Linked DNA regions of Homo sapiens: region 2 is linked to region 1. Evidence: chromatin contacts called from ENCODE Hi-C data. All regions are on one chromosome and are shown on one strand. Each heading gives the region's core, a stretch centred on a gene start or an enhancer-like site at or near the end of the contact. The rest is flanking DNA. Distances are from core to core; before and after follow the strand shown.

What was found. Hi-C counts contacts between places; a loop is a spot of excess contacts on that map. Pooled maps may share reads with other maps.
Region 2: a loop to region 1 is called in a pooled map, with 7 times the contacts of the local background. The contact joins two enhancer-like sites. A Hi-C loop is called at or near these places in 2 of 37 single-sample maps with no recorded cell type and 8 of 50 pooled maps.

Annotation. Positions count from the first base shown.
Region 1 is chr6:11,373,046-11,376,488 of GRCh38, reverse strand. It overlaps a transcript of NEDD9 not described here. Among named protein-coding and RNA genes, the nearest start is that of NEDD9, 140 kb to the right of the region's middle. Within about 2 kb of position 2,133, at least 4 of the 41 ENCODE cell types and tissues checked have a DNase peak (open chromatin) inside an H3K27ac peak, as active enhancers do.
Region 2 is chr6:11,730,240-11,733,663 of GRCh38, reverse strand. All of the region lies in intron 4 of ADTRP (androgen dependent TFPI regulating protein), which reads left to right. LOC124901258 (a long non-coding RNA gene) reads right to left here. Exons shown (of 2, transcript XR_007059452.1): 2 at 2,417-3,424. Among named protein-coding and RNA genes, the nearest start is that of ADTRP, 47 kb to the left of the region's middle. RefSeq lists enhancers at 907-996, 1,277-1,576. Within about 2 kb of position 1,368, at least 17 of the 41 ENCODE cell types and tissues checked have a DNase peak (open chromatin) inside an H3K27ac peak, as active enhancers do.

The sequences.
Region 1 (3,443 bases), core at 884-3,383:
CAAGTTCTTTGTTAGGGCATAATAAGAATGACCCCATTCCATTTCCCAAAAACTTTCTCATTTCCATCTGAGACCTCATCAGCCAGAACTTCACTGTCCATATCTGTATCAGTATTTTGGTCACAACCATTTAACCAGTCTCTAAGAAGTTCCAAACTTTCCCTCATCTTCCTGTCTTTTTCTGAGTCCTTTAAACTCTTCCAGCCTCTCCCTTACCCCGTTCCAAAGTCACTTCCACATTTTCAGTTATCTTTATAGCAATGCTCCACTTCTCAGTACCAATTTTCAATTTTCTGTGTTAGTCCGTTTTGCATCACTATAAAGAAATACCCAAGGCTGGGTAATTTATAAAGAAAAAAAGTGGGGACCGGGCACGGTGGCTCACGCCAGTAATCCCAGCACTTTGGGAGGCCGAGACGGGCGGATCACGAGGTCAGGAGATCGAGACCACCCTGGCTAACACAGTGAAAGCCCGTCTCTACTAAAAATACAAAAAATTAGCTGGGTGTGGTGACGGGCGCCTGTAGTCCCAGCTACTCAGGAGGCTAAGGCAGGAGAATGGCATGAACCCGGGAGGCGGAGCTTGCAGTGAGCCGAGATCACGCCACTGCACTCCAGCCTGAGTGATAGAGTGAGACTCCGTCTCAAAAAAAAGAAAGAAAAAAGAAAAAAGGGTTGATTGACTTATGGTTCTGCAGGGTATACAGAAAGCATGGTGCTGGCATCTGCTTCGGGTGAGGCCTCAGGAAGGTTACAATCATGGCGGAAGGAGGAGCCAGCATATGACATGGCAAGAGAGAGAGAAAAGGACAGAAGGGAGAGGTCCCAGAGTCCTTTAAACAACCAGATCTTGGGTGCGTTAACTGAGTGAAAACTCACTCACCATCAAAGGGACAGCACTAAGCCACTCATGAGGGATCTGCCCCCATAATCCAATACCTCCTACTAGGCCCCACCTCTAACACTGTGGATCACATTTCAGCGTGAGATTTGGAGGAGACAAACATCCAAATTATATCACCTACCACAAAAGGAACTATTGTCTTAAAATTTTGTTAGTCATTCCCTTACTTTACTTTTTGATTGGCCTCCTAGGTCTAAGTGTATGCATAGACATATATGCATAGGTATATATACAATTTGCATATAGTCAATTTCTGCCTGTTTGGGAACTGTAAGTAAATATAATCATACATAAGCATTCTTCCAAGACTTGCTCTAGGGTCAACATGATATTTCTGAGTGTTATCCATGTTGATGCCAAGAGATGTTGATAATTCATTTTCACAGCTGTATAGTATCCTATTGCATGAATGTATGACAGTCTATCATTTCTATCAGTTGGCAGTGCTAAGTCATTGACAAAAATGATGGTTCAGAGTTAGGATTTCAAGAAGGCACAATTGCCACCAAATTTATCCCTGTTTCATGCACAAACTACTTGAGCAGAGAAGTGAAAATTTTGCCTCAAGTTAGAAGCAGGTTTTAGCTAGGGGACATCAAAGGAGGGAAGGGGTCTTAAATGGGAGAGGAAGAAAGGGCTAAAGTGACTCCCCAAGATTAAAAAATAAAAACAAAAAGAAAAAAAAGAATCTTCCTGGACAGACAATTTGTGACTGGGCTAGCCCATGCTGATTGTGGGCAAATTAAGGCTTTCACTCTCACTGTCACTTCCCCTCCAGATAAGCCCTTGGGGAAAAGTTCTATATGAATACTTAATTTACAAAAGTATTGTTCCCCAGACCAGCAGATTGGGTTCCATGAAGGTCCATCACTTTGCTTGATCCTGAAGAGAACCAAATTTCATATAGTGCTCATCTATAAGCTTCCTATTGATGTATTTTTTATATTCACCTTTTTCTATAGCATATGCGACTATGCAGCTACCACACAGTTATCAAATAGTAGTGTCCATGAACCTTTAGTAACCTTTGACTAGTTTCCATGACTCTGAAATTCCCCACCCACAGCTTCACTTGTAAAGAGTGGAAATATTTAGAGGAAGTGAGACTATCAGCAGCTCAGCCTCACCATGGGAAGCATTTTCTCCTCAAAGCACAGTAGTATGCTGGTGCCTTCTGTCACACTATCAGGACATGGCTTTAGCAAGTACAGTGTCCTCTCAGCACCTGTTCCTCATGCAGGTGCTTTGCATCATATAATCGTCGAAACATTAAGGAAGTAATGCTCTTTGTCACTCCACCGGAGTGGAGAAGTTAAAGTCAAGAGTGTACTTCAGGGGTTGTATCACTGGTTTGGCTTTAGTAGTTGTGAGGTCTTGATGGGTGAGAGTGATCCCTGGCAAATGACATATATTGATTGATTCATTGAGTGAGCAAAGGAGTAAGGTGGGTGTATTAGGGTTCTCCAGACAAACAGAACCAATGGAATGTGTGTGTGTATATATATACATATATATATAGAGAGAGAGAGAGAGAGAGAGATTTATTTTATGAAGTTGGTTCACACAATTATGGAGACTGGCAAGTCCAAAATCAGCAAGGCAGGCTGGCAAGCTGGAGATCAGGGAAGAACTGACATTGCTACTTGAGTCCGAAGGCACTCTGCTAGCTGAATTCCTTCTTGCTCTGTGGATGTCGCTCTTTTTTCTATTAAGGCCTTCAACTGATTGGAGGCCCACCTACATTATGGAAGGTCATTTGTTTTGCTCAAAGCCTACTCATTTAAATGTTAATCTTTTAAAGAAGATAGCTTTGCAGTGACATCCAGAAGAATGTTTGATCAATATCTAGGTACCTTGGCTTAGCCAAGTTAACACGTAAAATTAACCATCTCAGATACTGTATCCATTTCAGAAAATAATTTAGTAGATATTAATATTTATTGAACATCTGTTAAGGACTCTGTATGGGCCAGGCACCATATTAGGTGCTGGGGATTCAGCAGGAAAGCCAGCCAGACAAAATCCCTATTTTCAAGAAGCTTACATATGGAAGGGTGGAGGTTTGAGTAATTAAAACACTCGCAGTAGTTTTCATGCCTTCAAGAAGCACTGCAGATACAACTCAAGTCAATCAAATCCATTCTCCCATATACATATGGTATTGGGGTATAGTGAAAAGAGGAACAGAGGTTCTGACTTCCTGGACTTTGTCTTCTACTGAGGACCTCAGGTCTAAATTATATGATGACCATAGACACATTTTAACAATTATATACAACATGTTATTCATTATGTAGCTTTCAAAAGCACATATAATTCAGTTATAAAGGATGATGAAAATTAACAAATTGCATACAATTGTATTAAAAATAAAGTGACAAAGGTATTTTGTACATGATTATTTCATTTTCTTCATGAGTTTTTTTTTTTTAATTTTTATGGCAAAACAGTTCAAGGAACCACTTAACGAAGGTGTTTGATTTCAAAAGAATTGATTTGGGAAGACAGAACTGCTTGATGATGTCTGTTTCTTTGTTAG
Region 2 (3,424 bases), core at 119-2,618, 360 kb before region 1:
AAACCTGCTACCTTTAGAGGCTGTCCGGGAAAGAGGAGCATAACAGACAGTGGGAGACAGGGTGATAGGACTGTAATAGGCATAAGCCCAGGATGCTATGGGCACACAGAGAGATGTGCAGGACTGGCTTCTTAAAGGGAAGCACTGTCTAAGCTGAGGCCCAAGGAATGAATAAGAATAGGTCAAAAGAGACATGGAAAAGACCTTCAGGCAGAAAAAACAGCATCTGCAAAGGGCTGGAGGAGCTGAGGGTATGGCTGAATTGGAGGACAGGGTAAAGCCAGGTCGTAAATCCACATTAGTGCGTTTGGACTTTTAAACCAAGTGCTTTTCTGTAGAAAAGTGTTATAATCAGAGGAATGAAATGATGTGGTTTATGTAAGAAAGCTGATTAGAAAGATGATTCTGGCTGAAGTGTGGACATTAGACTGAAGAGGAACAAGACAGGTAGACCAGTTGGTGGCATTGCTGGTAACTCAGGGGAGTTGATGTTAGCCAACTGATGATAACATCAGTCAATCCACAAATAAAATCAGAGAGTGTGAACAATGGGAGGTGACTTAGAGATGACTTAGCATTGGAAAACTAAATCTCCAGTAGGGTAGATGACATGCCCATGGTCATATGGCAGAGGTGGGGTAGAGATGCAAAGCTGGTACTTGAGCCAACTAAAACTGAGGTCTCCTCTCTCCAAATCCAGTTGTCTTTCCACTGTGTTTACATGGCCAGGTATTTGTTCAATTCCCAGTGTGTGCAAAACCATTCAGCTAAATGCTGGATGGATGGGCATGCACAAAGCTTGACCTAGCTCTGCACTTTGAAATCTTTCACGTGTTGTTCCCAGCTCTATGTGCTTGGATTAGACATTAAAGTACTGGTAATGAAGGGAGTGGAGGGAAGGGATGGAGACCTGTCACCAGCAGGAACGTGACTGGGTGAGCCCCAGTGCCCAGTGGGGAGCTGAGGTGGTTTGGGATTTCGTCCTTCATGAAAAATGCTAAGTTGGTATTTGGTCCACTAAGCCCCATTTTTGCTAGAACAAATCAAATATAGACACTTAAAGGAGGGTGTTTGATGTGATCCTGTTGATGGAAGCATCTCTATTTCTGCTCACGCCCTGGTTAGAGGAGCTCAGACTCTTTGGTGCCTGCCAACCCCACCCTTACGCAGTTTCCAGGGCCCCTGGCTCCTCACAGCCACAGATGGCCATGAAGTTCTACAAACTGCAGACACCCATGGAGACGTTTTAGGGAAGTGGCTATGGGCCCACTGTCAGATGTGCCAGTTTGGACAGTCAAATGGGGAAATGGCATAACACGAATGAGGTAAAGAGCATGGGCTCGGGCCAGAGGGAGCGTGAGAAACGAACATGAGTCAGGAAAACGGCACTGAAGCTGAGCTGGAGAAGCATTTCACCGCCGAAACCATGTTCAAATGACCTAAAAATAGTTCCTGAGACCGTGGGGACCGCCTTACATGTGGTGGTTGCTTTTAGTTATTTTTCAGATTGCAAAATTGAAGAGCTCTCCCCTAAGTGGGAAAATAAAGCTTTGCAAAATAGTAATGACTGCAAAGCTTTCATTTCCTTTGGAAAGCATTAGTCACCTTTAAATATGGTAGCTCACTTATTTCTCCCTTCTCTCCTACCCCAAAACACCTCACCTAGTTCTCCCTGAGGCAGTGGTGAGGAGCAAAAAAATAGAAATGTTCCTTCTGCTGGTTTTTATTCTTTCTTTTATTGAATAAATATTTTCCCTAACACATGGTTGGTCCTGCCCAGAAAAGCAATGTTATATCAGGCCAAGCTTCAGCCTGCAGGGGGTTTATCCTTAATAAGTGGAGATGACCCATGCATACAAATTATAAGTGCAGAAGATGGAAAGTGGTAAAACCTCATAAAAAAAACACAAGGAGCCACAGAAAAGGAAGAGTTTGCATCCAGCTGAGCGGTGTGGGAAGGGCACTGTGGAAGGCATGCATTGGATCTGAGCCCTGAAGGACCGGCAGGATTGGAGCTAGAAAAAATGAGAGAAGGTAAACAAAAGGAGCACAGTCCCAAGGCCAGGAGAGTGCAGAAAGCGTGAGAGCAAGGGTCAGTAATTCTCTTTGCTGGACCTGTTTGTGAAAGAGACTAATGAGAAATATCCCTGGAACTACCCACTCATGAAGGCTTGCAGATGGCAGACTAGAGGATGTTGGACATAGTATAGAAAATGGGAGCATTTGTTGTTGCTGTTGTTTGTTTGTTTGTTTGGAGTGGAAGCAAGGGTGAGCAGTATTTGTAACTTGGCCAGCAAATTATGCTTTAAAATGTCATTCTTGACAATAGTGCTTCAAATAAGTTGGAGTGACAAGAGATGGGAAACAAAATAAAATATAAACCAATATAAAAATAAAAACTAGCCAGCACATTATGTACTTTGATCACAATGTCTTAGTTTTTATGTATGGTTATTTCACAGTTCCAGTGATATCCCCAAGCACCCTTCTGCCTTGGAGGTCTTGGTCCAGTTTTCCAAGGAGTTCCAATAATCTGCTGAGTGCTCACACATGCCCCTGTCGTGCACTGCACAACCCATGCTGCACACTGTTCTGAGCATTGTTCTTACACACAGATAGCAAAACTGTAATCCCCACTGGGTCCAACATCCCCACCTGGCACAGTGTTAAGGGTTAGCACACCATGCCCACTGCTGATGCCAACAGTGTCATTTACCCATCAGCCCCCTGTGTTGGTAGAATTAACAATGTTACTCGCCACAGCAACCACCCCAGCTGGCCTGGAGTGCATCATCACACTGCTCTTGGTAGACCAGAAACCTACTGATGCTGCAGGTGTCCCTGCTAGTGTGTAAAGTATTGCATGCCCCGTACAAACACTGCACAGATATGCAGCTGTCACCCAGCCTTGGGGCAGATGTTTGTAAAGTCCCTTCCCCAAAGTAGTTGCTATGAGGCAAGAGAGAGAATTACTTTCTTTTATACTGTGCTCTCCAGGGTAAGATCCCTCAGCAAAGCTTCCTGGGTTCCCAGAAGTAACAGTTCTTTAAATTCATGCCTCATTTACAAATACATGTACACATCTTACCCTGAGAATACATTAAAAACTGCCAAGGGGTGGACTAAGCTGAGTTCCAGGACCAGCCACCTTGCCATTTCCAGAATCAGCAATTCTCTTCTTCTCTTTCTGGTTTTTATTCATTTTTCTATTGAATAAATATTTTCCCTAACACATGGTTGGTCCTGCTCAGAACCAACCATGTTGTGAACTCCCTACCAGAGCCACTGTTACCGTTTCCAAAATATGACCTTCAACTGAGATCATCCAGGTCAACCATAGCTTTATAACCTCAACTCAGCAGGGATTGGAATCTCAGCACCATTTTCCACAGAAGAAATCCTTACCCTACCTGTAAATTCATAT